2 separate regions of the Homo sapiens genome follow, and region 1 is linked to region 2. The links are chromatin contacts, found by Hi-C in ENCODE. All regions are on one chromosome and are shown on one strand. The core of a region is the stretch at or near the end of the contact, and the rest is flanking DNA. Distances in the headings are between cores, read along the strand shown. Region 1 overlaps SLIT3 (slit guidance ligand 3). Region 2 has its middle 22 kb from the start of WWC1.

Region 1 (5,262 bases), core at 1,386-3,885, 610 kb before region 2:
AGCCAGATCCATTTCCACTGGCCTAGGATTTTTTTTTAAACTTTTTATTTTAAAATGATTTTTGATTCGCAGGAAGTTTCAAAAAATAGTAGACAAGTCCGTATACTAGTTTCCTCCAATGGTAGCATCTGACATAACCGCAGTACAGTATCAACACTAGGAAACTGGCATTGGTACAATCCACAGACCTTAGTCTTCAGATTTCACAGCTCCACGTGTGCTCACTTGTATACGCCTGTGTGAGCGCAGGCATAGGTAGTTCTGTGTGATTTCATCACGTGCAGATTTGTGCAGCTGTCACCATAGTCAAGCGCAGGACTGTTCCAGCGTGACATTTTTGAACTTTGACGATTTCCTACCTGGCTTCTCCTACTGACCCCTTATTCGTGACTCCTGGGCCCCTACAAGGACTATGCCTTGAATTTTCTGCCTAAACCTTTGTGCCCACGGGGTCGGAACATGCTTTTGGAGAGGGGTAGGGAAGAAGGTCTGATTTGGCTGAGCAAGCACTTCTGCCCAGCAGCCTTCTCTGCAGCCCCAGATTCAATTTGAGACGTCTTAAGGGAGGCTTAAAAAAAAGACATTGTCACTTTTCCCTGTAATGAATGCAGGGGTTTTAGTTTACTGGCACACTCAAGGCAGCTGGTGATGGCTTCCAGATGCAGGTTATCTGCCTCCCCTGTGGACTTAGCGGAAAGCTTTTGGTGTTTTACATGCAAAGCACGCAAGAGGGCAGAGGCGTCTCTGGGGGTGGGTGGAGGGAACAGAGAAGCAGAGAGGACTTCGCAAGGGGCTCAGGGACAAGGAGGCCGCCTGCTGCTGCTTCTGAGGGTGTTTTCCCAAGAGCAGGAGAGGGCGGGGTGGAGCAGCCACACCCACAAAGAATGGGAGCTCCTTTGCAGGACAGGTGTAGGCTTCTCGCAAGAAACAGCCTCCTGAGTTTATATCTTCCTGAGAAAATGAGATACAGAAAAGCCAAACCTTCAAAACCACTAAATAAATAATGAGAGATCTCTCATCCTGAACTGGCACTTTTAACATGTCAGAGCGCTTTTCTAGTATTTCGTTCCATGCATTCCAAGAACTCAAGACTGTTCACATGAACCAAAAACAACTATGTTAATTAGCCTGCCAGAACGTCAGGGTATGAGAAAATGGAGGCCCAGAGAGGGGCAGTGACTAACTCAGGGTCAACCAGCTTTCTGGTGGTTGAACCCCAAAAGAACATTTTGCGTATATAAAGTGATATATCAGTCAGATCTCATGACACTAATTTTAAATGGATCCATTAACCAAAAAGAACATATTGTAGTGATGTATAACCAGAGCTGGACAGTTAATTGCTGACTATGTTTTTGATTGTTAAGAAAGTGAATAAATCCCACAATTGTTCTTAATAGTTGCTAGGGTTTCTCAGATTTTGTTTTACAGGGTCTCTTTTCCCCTCTTACAATATCTCTAACTACGCAAAGGCCTCAGGACTTGAAAGGTTCAAGATTCTACAAACCCAGACTCCTAAGTCACTCCAGCACCCACCATCAGACCACCCTCTAAGCCATGCAAATGTGTATTACTCAGGATCCTAAACTCAGTGAGGATCTTCTCTTTGTTTATACTCACTACTAGCAGCTGGGCTTGCGGGGAAGAAGGAAAGGGGAGTGAATTCACTGCCTAAAGGATGAATTAACCAAAAACACCTAAGGGGAATTGAATACTGTGTACCTCTAATCAGTTCAGTCAGCAGGCACTTGTCAGGCAGGACCCAAAGGCCCCAGAGGTACAATTCATGTTCTCCAGTAGCTTACAGTGTAACTGGGGACAAGAATCATGTACATACAAGAAAATGTTTAGTAAAGTACCAATCAACATGAAAGTTGGCTAATAAGTAGCTATACGTAATGAGGGGCTGTCAGAGCTCAGAAGGAACAGACAGCTTTAGGCAATGTAGCCTAGCGGTTAGAAGCATGGTTTTGGCGGTCTGATAGAAGTATGTATGAATTCCATGTGTTCTAGGTTCTTAGTCTGTGATGTTAAGTACATTACTTGACACTTCTAAGCCTATGTTTCCACTGTATAAAATGAGGATAATAGTTGGACTTACCTCCTAGGGTTTTTGTGGAGGTTAATAAAATAATGCATATGAATAACTTAGTCCTACGCTTGATGCATGAAAGGTATTTAGAAAGTTCTAACTACTGTTGCTGCTGTATTCCTTTGTTACAATAGTGAAGACTGTAGCTGGGCCTGAATGGTGGTTAGAATTCACAAAGTAATAAAGATAGTACGTGCAAAGTGTAAAGGCAAAACTGTATAAGATGTGTTTCCAGCAGAGACATCTCATGGGAGTGGAGGGATCTGGGGCAGAAGAGTGTGTGATTGGGTTAGAAAGAGAGGTGGAAGCCGGTTGCTGGAGAGCCTTGACTGCGAGGAGCATGGGCTTTAGATGTAGGCACTGAGAATGTGGATGGCTTTTGCCCTGGGACAGATCACGGTGAAAACATTTGTTCTGGAAGGGGAACCGGGGACAGGAGGAGGTGGCAGAAGGAAAGGTCGGGGCAGGAGATGAGGCTGTAGTCCAATGTGAGGGTTTAGGCTCGTATCTCTCTCTCACGCTGTCTCTTGGGAGAGAGAAGCAGGAAGTGGAGAAAGAGGCCAAAGTAAGCAGTCCCTGGGGACAAAATCAACAGAGCTTCGCAGTCAGTGAGTTGCTAGAGGCCATGGAAAAGGAAGTGAAAAACGATTAGTTCCAAGTTCAGACAATACAGAGAATGATGGCAAATTCTCATAATCATTCATTCACACTATTTTTTGAGTGCCTTCTAAGTGCTAGTTCTGGGGGAAACAGCAGGGAGTAAGATATATCAATATAAATCTGTGAGCTCTGTCTTCTTGGAGCTTCCACTTCACAGAAATGGGAAGTTCAGGAGGAGGAGCCAGGCTTGGAAGATCCTGAGTTGGGTTGTAATCACATTGGGTGTGAAGTGATGTCAAGTCTTCTGTCAGCATTGTGGACAGAGCATCTTCTCTGTGTGAGGAAGTTTGTGATCTGACATCCTGTCCAGTTCCTGCTGGTTGAAGGACTTTGCTAAAGCCACGCTATGTCTCTGGTCCTCAGCTTCCTTGGTTTTAATAAGAGGGAGTCAGACTAAATAATCTTACAGCCCAAGAGAAAAACTCATGTGAGTAATTAGAACTGTAGGACCTGAGCTGAGGAGCTGATGCTTCATGGAGGAGAAGCATCTGGACAGAGGTGATAATGAAGCTGTATGTTTAAATATGCATCGGCACATGGAAAATAAGAGACATTTAGCACAAATTAAATTTCTATAAAACCTGCTAAGGAAACACTCCTCCTCCTACCAGTCCTCAGTTATGGAGATTGTCTACCTTGTGAATGATAAATAGCAAATTTTAAATCTCAGAGATGCATATCCTTGTCATCAGCTTGTTTGAGAACCACTACCCAGCCCCCAAGCCTGCTCCACCACAGTGTGTGAGCTCAGGGAATTCACACCATTCCACTATTACCTTAAAGACTAGAAGATAAACTGCTGGCATATCCAGCTTCAAACTGCATGCTATGTAAAATGACAACCAGTTGGGCCTATGTGTAACACCATACGCTTTACTACACGGAGAAAATAAAAAACTATCTGGTTTAAAAAATAATTTTGTAGTTTTGACGTATATTTTCTTTGCTTGCGCTGACATTTCCCTTCAAGAAAGAAGAGGCTGTGGCCAGGTGTGGTGGCTCATGCCTGTAATCCCAGCATTTTGGGAGGCCAAGGCGGGTGGATCACCTGAGGTCAGGAATTCGAGACCAGCCTGGCCAACATGGTGAAACCCCATCTGTACTAAAAATACAAAAATTAGCTGGGTGTGGTGGCAGGCACTTATAATCCCAGCTACTCGGGAGACTGAGGCAAGAGAACTGTTTGAACCCAGTAGGCAGAGGTTGCGGTGAGCCAAGATCGCACCATTGCACTCCCGCCTGGGAGACGAGTGAAACTCAGTCTTAAAAAAAAAAAAAAAAGGAAGAAACTGTGATACCCACATTTTCCACATAAAATTAAGTTTTCATCAATGTGTATAAGTTGGTAAAAGTCAGCAGATAAAATTAGGCCTAGGCCTCTGCAACTAAGCTACCATCCATCAGTAACACACCCAACCATCTTTTGGACTTTCGCCATGGACACTTCTGTCTACCCGGGTTCCTTTTCTCACAGCCATGCCTGCAAACAGGAACAATAAAGTGACCAGAAGCTGCTACAGAGCAGAGTCCCTATTCACCTAAGCAAGTAGGCAAGCATGCAACTTTTATCAGAGCCCAGAGAAAGGACGCAGGCGGCCTCTGAGCCCTGTGGACCTGAGGAGCCACAAGCATGATGCTCTCAGTGAAGGGACTGGACGCCTGCCCCTCCAGACAGCAGAAGGAAGTCCCTAATTGCTTCCTGCTTCTCCAGAGAAGAGAGAGAACGTAATTATCTGGGGATGCCACTCTACGCAATTACTGAAAGCTGGTTTAATGGGCTGGTCTCATTCTCCACTACTTGCCTAGAAGGGCGGAAGGTGCTGTATTTAAAGAGAGACAGGCGGTTCGATGGACAAAGTGATCTGGATGAAGAAAGAGACCCTTAGAGAGACTGTCCTGTAGAGAGACCAACACTCACCACTCCAGTATGAAATGCCTACTGTATGCAGAAACTGTGCTAGGTACTGGGCAAAGGCACAGCGAAAAGGAGAGAGGAGGGAAAGAAAAAGAAATCACGGAAAGACGTAGAGATAGAACCAAAGGAAATGAATTGGGAAAACAAGAGAGATGACAGGCCACAATCCAGCCAAGCCTAATAAGAAAAAGACAAAAACCAGTAGGGATTGTTTTTTTTTAAATGTCCCCTTGCCCTGTCTTTCTCAGCAGTTATGTTTTCCTCTGTTTTTCAGTTTCTATTTGCGAGGACTGTGTAGGACATGCATTCCAGAAGGGAAAATCAATAACCCCTGTCTCTGCCAGCTAGCAGAATTTGGAATTGACGCTTTGAAAACAAAGCTGGGCAGGCAGCCTTTGTGTTCTCTAGTTAGTCTGTGTTGCCGCACCGCCCGTGTCTGCCCTCCTGCTTCCTGAGATTAATGAGGGCTGTCTCCGCCCCGGTGAGCAGGTGGTAATCTCATGTGAGGGTGAGGGAGGTGTGGGGAGGGACACCAGCACCCGTTCGTTGGTAGCATCTCTGTCTGCTCATCTCAGCAGCCATTTGTTTTGTCACT
Region 2 (5,429 bases), core at 1,495-3,994:
GTGACTTTTGGCTGTTCAGATTCAATCTAGATCCTCCCAATGCACTATTTGTGCACCCATCCAAGTGCTTTCCACCAAATCCCCATCAAAGCGGAGCTAACTGCCCTTCCCCAGTGTCCTTGCCATACCATAGCAACTTCTCTTCCCAGCACTTCCACATTATTATTATTTTTTGAGACAGAGTTTCGCTCTTGTTGCCCAGGCTGGAGTGCAATGGTGCGATCTCGGCTCACCACAACCTCTGCCTCCTGGGTTCAAGTGATTCTCCTGCCTCAGCCTCCCGAGTAGCTAGGATTACAGGCATGTGCCACCATGCCCGGCTAATTTTGTATTTTTAGTAGAGACGGAGTTTCTCCATGTTGGTCAGGCTGGTCTCGAACTCCCGACCTCAGGTGATCCACCCACCTTGGCCTCCCAAAGTGCTGGGATTACAGGAGTGAGCCACTGCGCCCAGCCACTTCCACATTATTATTATTGTTATTATATTATTTTGAGATGGAGTCTTCCTCTGTTGCCCAGGCTGGAGTGCAGTGGCACAATCTCAGCTCACTGCAACCTCCTCCTCCCAGGTTTAAGTGATTCTCCTGCCTCAGTCCCCAGAGTAGTTGGGGTTACAGGTCCCTACCACCGCACCCGGCTAATTTTTTTTTGTATTTTTAGTAGAGACGGGGTTTAACCATGTTGGCCATAGTTGGCCAGGCTGGTCTCGAACTCCTGACCCAAAGTGATCCGCCCACCTCGGCCTCCCAAAGTGCTGGGATTAAGGCGTGAGCCACCGCGCCCAGCCCACTTCCACATTATATTGCGTATTCGCTTCTTGGTGTTTCCCATTAGACTCCTCCTGGATGGCTGCGTTTCATTCATCCCTCTGTCCCCAGCACCTGGTTTGTCCATTGAGCACCTACGGCATGTCAGGCACTATTTGTGGACAGAATGGACAGATACCCTCATGATTTCAGTAGATGTTGGCAATTAACACGTTTTCGTCTAGGCAGTTATTTTCCTTGTAAGAGCCACTCCTTTCCCGCTCTTTATGGCCCCGGAAAGGCTGATGGGGTTTGGGCAAATTCATGGTCTTCTGTTGATAGAGGGAGGGTCTCTTTGACATTCCCATGGGTGCTGCAAGGATATAGGTTTGGGCCTGTTGGCAACCATCTTTCCTACATATGGAATAAATCACTGTGAAGATAAGGCCACATCCCAAGGGCAGTGGCATTGAGAGGTGGAGCAAAGACAGTACCTTGTGAGCATCTTTGCGCCCTTGGATCTGACCAAATTTGAAGCCAGTCCTGCCTTTGGATATTCTGGTTTTTGCTTTGTGTTAGGGTTCTGTCACTTACCCCTGCACCTCTCCTGATTAATACAGAGATGCTGCTTGGGGGCAGAAGCCAGCTTGTGTTCACTTTCTCCATCTTCATTGCAGCATTCTACGTAATAGATGTTTCCTAAATGTTCACTGGTTGACTAATAGCTAGTGGGGCAGATTCCTTCTGGCCAAAGGCTCTAGCCTGAGAACAAAATCTATATGTATGTGGCCGAGATAAGACCAAGATAAGGGATTGTTGAGGGAGTGGCCTGGGAATGGAAACAGCCAGAGAGCTGACTGAGAACCGAAGATTCCCAGCCACCTGGGAGGGGCCTGTTCCTGATCTGTGGTGTGTCCTCTCTAAGGCTCAATTTTCACACTGTTTCACAGAGTGGCTGGGAAGTTCAAATAACAGCAATTAATTTGGATAGAAGCGTTTTATGAATGCATGAGTGTAAGGACATCCCTTTTACTGCCCCTGGAATTGGGCTCAGTTCAGGGACACTGATCATCTCTGGAAGAGTGGCTACTGGGTAGACTGTCCCTAAGAGGGTATAGGCTTTGCTTCTTCTGTCCTCTCTTCCCTGGAGCCTTCTAGAAGAGCAAGTCCCCAGGGCTTTACGCAGCTCTTGAAGTGGGAGGATGGGGTGGGTGGAGCTCCTTACTCTTGAACAGGTCAAGCTTCAGGCTGGGATCACACTTCAGCTCTCACTGAAGGCTGAGAATAAGAAAAGTTAGTTGCCAATCAGTAGACATCCCCTTGAGGGAGGCTGAGTGTTTACAACAGCAACCCTGCCAGATGGCAGTATCATCTCCACTACACAGGGGAGGAAACCCAGGCTTCGGAGGTTAGATAAGAAGCCCAGGCTTAGCTAGAAAGGTGTGGTTGGGAGTGAAAGTGAAGGATTTTTTTTGTTTGTTTTGCTTTTTTTTTTAATCTAAAGACGATAACCCCCAAATTCCACAATTTTCCTTTAATAATAGCTTACCATTTAATATGCATTTGTTAAATGCTGGGCCCTTGCCAAGGACTTTACATATATTGTTTTTATTAGGCTTTCCAAATAATCCCATACAGCAGTTATTTTTATCCCTATTTTACAAATGGGAAAGGTGAGGCTCAGGAAGTCCAGGTGGAAATGTACTCAGTGGGCAAATGGTGGAGGCAGGCTCGCAGTCCAGTCTGGCTGGTCCCAGGACTGGTCTTCTTTGGAATCTTTTTCCTGGAACCGATTCCACGGGCCTCTTTCAGGAGTCCAGGGCTCTCCTCGCAGTCTCTGGCTGCTCGGCGACTTCCCTAAATCCCTTTGAGGCGCCGGGCCCACCTCCAAGCAGATTTCATGGGAAAGGCTGCCACCTCGTGGCCAGATGGCAAACCCAACATTTGCCGGGAGGAGGCGAGGGCTGGTGAGGGAGGGGCTTTGTGGAGCAGCTGGTGCAGCCTTGCTTTCCGAGGGCGGCGTGCAGCCACAGTGCCCGCTGCGGGTGCTGGGGAATGGCGCCTTACAGGCTGCCCACCTGCCTCCTCAGGGTGGAAGGCGGGGCTTGGGTGTGAGCGTGCTGAATCAGAACTTTCCTGGAAAGTCGCCACTTGGTGTGGTCAGAGGATCACTGAAGTAAGTAAGTAATCAGAATATCCCTTCTCCCTAATTGTTTCACCTGGCTGGTCGTGGAGGAGGGAGAGGCGAAGGAGAAGGAATGGTGCATGCACTGGAGAGAGGATCCTTGGCCGGGATCTGTTCTCGGTGTTCCACCCCGTATAGACCCTGTCCCCAACTCTGGGCAAGTTACAGAACCTCGTCCTCATTTCCCAAATCTGAGCCGGTTTGAGGAGCGCTCCCTCTGTTCTGACCGCCCCAGCCTTCCTTCAAGCCCTCATCCAGACTGTTGCAGATTCTCCCGGGCTCTGGGCCTTCTGCCACTCTTCTCTCTCCACTTTGCAAACCCAAAGATTCCCTAATCGTGTTTCTCCCTATGTACAAGAGTCACACTGATGTCCCTCATGACCTGGCAGGAGAATACCCAGCTTCTTAGCCTGACTGTTATTCCTGCCTCCTTCCCTCCAACAAACCTCATCTCTGGCTGTGCCCTTCCCGCTGAGCTCCAATCCCCTGCTCCTCATTTCGGGCTGCAGGTGAAACTCACCTACCCACGATCAGACCTTTCTTCCAGAGGTCCTGATCTAATTGGCCTGGGACCCGTGTCTAGCGCGCTCGCCGGTGGTTCTAATCCTTAGCACCTGCCCCGGCCTCTCTGAACTTCTCACCTGTCTCTTTGCATATTTCTTCTCCTTCCTGCTACCCCCTCCTGCCTTGTCTGTCTTGCATTCTCTTACTTGCCAGTGCCCAGCTCAAATGCTTGTGGAGGCTGGGCACGGTGGCTCATGTCTGTAATCCCAGCACTTTGGGAGGCTGAGGCAGGTGGATCACCTGAGGTCAAGAGTTCGAGACCAGCCTGGCCAGCATGGTGAAACCCCATCTCTACTAAAAATACAAAAATTAGCCGGGCGTGGTGGTGGGCATCTGTAATCTTAGCTACTTGTGAGGCTGAGGCAGGAGAATCACTTGAACCTGGGAGGTGGAGGTTGCAGTGAGCCGAGATTGCACCATCGCACTCCAGCCTGGGCAACAGAGCAAGACTCTGTCTCAAAAAAAAAAAAAAAAAAAAAAACAACAAAACTTGTGGAGAGAACTCATACTCCTGTCCTCTGGACATCATGTGTTTGCTCATCACTTGTGTGCCAGCCCTGAGCCTACTGTGCTGTAGTGATTGATTGGCTTGTGAGTTTGTCTCACACTTTAGACCATGTTTTATTTATCTTTGTCTTCCCAGCTTCTGACAGTGCCAGGGACAAAATTGTGCTTGGTGACTCTGAAAGTAGAATGCCTGAACAGATGTCCCTTGTTCACATGGCTAGTCTTCACATGGCTGAGACCCTCCACTTTCCAGATGTCACCCTTTCTGAAAAGCCCTTGAAGCCATGAAGAAGGTCCACACACTGAAAGTACTTGTTCAAGTTACCCAGGCCCAGGAGAGGGGAGAAGCTGAGATTGCTCTTGAGGACATGAGATTTGAGGGAAGATCTTTCTCCATCTTCCCAGCTCCCGCATACAAATCTCTCCCCCTGTGAAAATTGTTATGCTTCAATTTCTACTCTTAGAAAAATCAGTGTTTGGAAGAAAGTTTCTAAAATAATAAAAATGAGGTTGGGCACGGTGACTCACGCCTGTAATCCCAGCACTTTGGGAGACCAAGGTGGGCAGATCACTTGAGGTTACGGGTTCGAGACCAGCCTGGCCAACATGGTGAAACCTTGTCTCTACTAAAATTACAAAAAATTAGCCGGGCATGGGGGCAGGCTCCTGTGGTCCCAGCTACTTGGGAGGCTGAGGCAGGAGAATTGCTTGAAACCATGAGGTGGAGGTTGCAGTGAGCCGAGACTACGCCATTGCACTCCAGCCTGGGGAATAAGAGTGAGATTCCGTTTCAAAAAAACAACAAAAAAAGAACATTTATTGAGTACCACATATCCATGATACAGGCAATATCTCATTTAATCATCAAAGCAGCCATCCTCATCCCTGACCAATGATGGACTATTATATAAGTGAGAAGCTTTTCTTCTGCTAACTTGAGTTTATCTCTTAACACAGCGTATGATATTTACCTTAATTAGCACATGTGACCTTCCCAAGTTTCCATGTTCGTTTAGTGAGTGGTAGAGTCAGGACTGGTTCCTAGGTGGTCTGACTTCAGAGTGCATGATCTTCACTAACCCATAGGCTGTACCGCCTTTCCAGAATTCTTTTTTTTTTTTTTTTTTTTCGAGATGGAGTCTCGCTGTGTCGCCCAGGCTGGAGTGCAGTGGCGCGAACTCGGCTGACTGCAAGCTCTGCCTCCTGGGTTCACGCCATTCTGCCACCTCAGCCTCCCGAGTAGCTGGGACTACAGGCCTCCGCCACCACGCCCGGCTAATTTTTTGTATTTTTAGTAGAGATGAGGTTTCACCATGTTAGCCAGGATGGTCTCGATCTCCTGACCTTGTTATCTGCCCGCCTCGGCCTCCCAAAGTGCTGGAATTACAGGCATGAGCCACTGCGCCCGGCCCGCCTTTCCAGAATTC

The links. Hi-C counts contacts between places; a loop is a spot of excess contacts on that map. Pooled maps may share reads with other maps.
Region 1: a loop to region 2 is called in a map with no recorded cell type, with 7 times the contacts of the local background. The contact joins two enhancer-like sites. A Hi-C loop is called at or near these places in 3 of 37 single-sample maps with no recorded cell type and 3 of 50 pooled maps.

The regions. Positions count from the first base shown.
Region 1 is chr5:168,877,489-168,882,750 of GRCh38, reverse strand. All of the region lies in intron 5 of SLIT3 (slit guidance ligand 3), which reads left to right. Among named protein-coding and RNA genes, the nearest start is that of MIR218-2, 110 kb to the right of the region's middle. Within about 2 kb of position 2,635, at least 3 of the 41 ENCODE cell types and tissues checked have a DNase peak (open chromatin) inside an H3K27ac peak, as active enhancers do.
Region 2 is chr5:168,266,771-168,272,199 of GRCh38, reverse strand. No RefSeq gene overlaps it. Among named protein-coding and RNA genes, the nearest start is that of WWC1, 22 kb to the left of the region's middle. Within about 2 kb of position 2,744, at least 5 of the 41 ENCODE cell types and tissues checked have a DNase peak (open chromatin) inside an H3K27ac peak, as active enhancers do.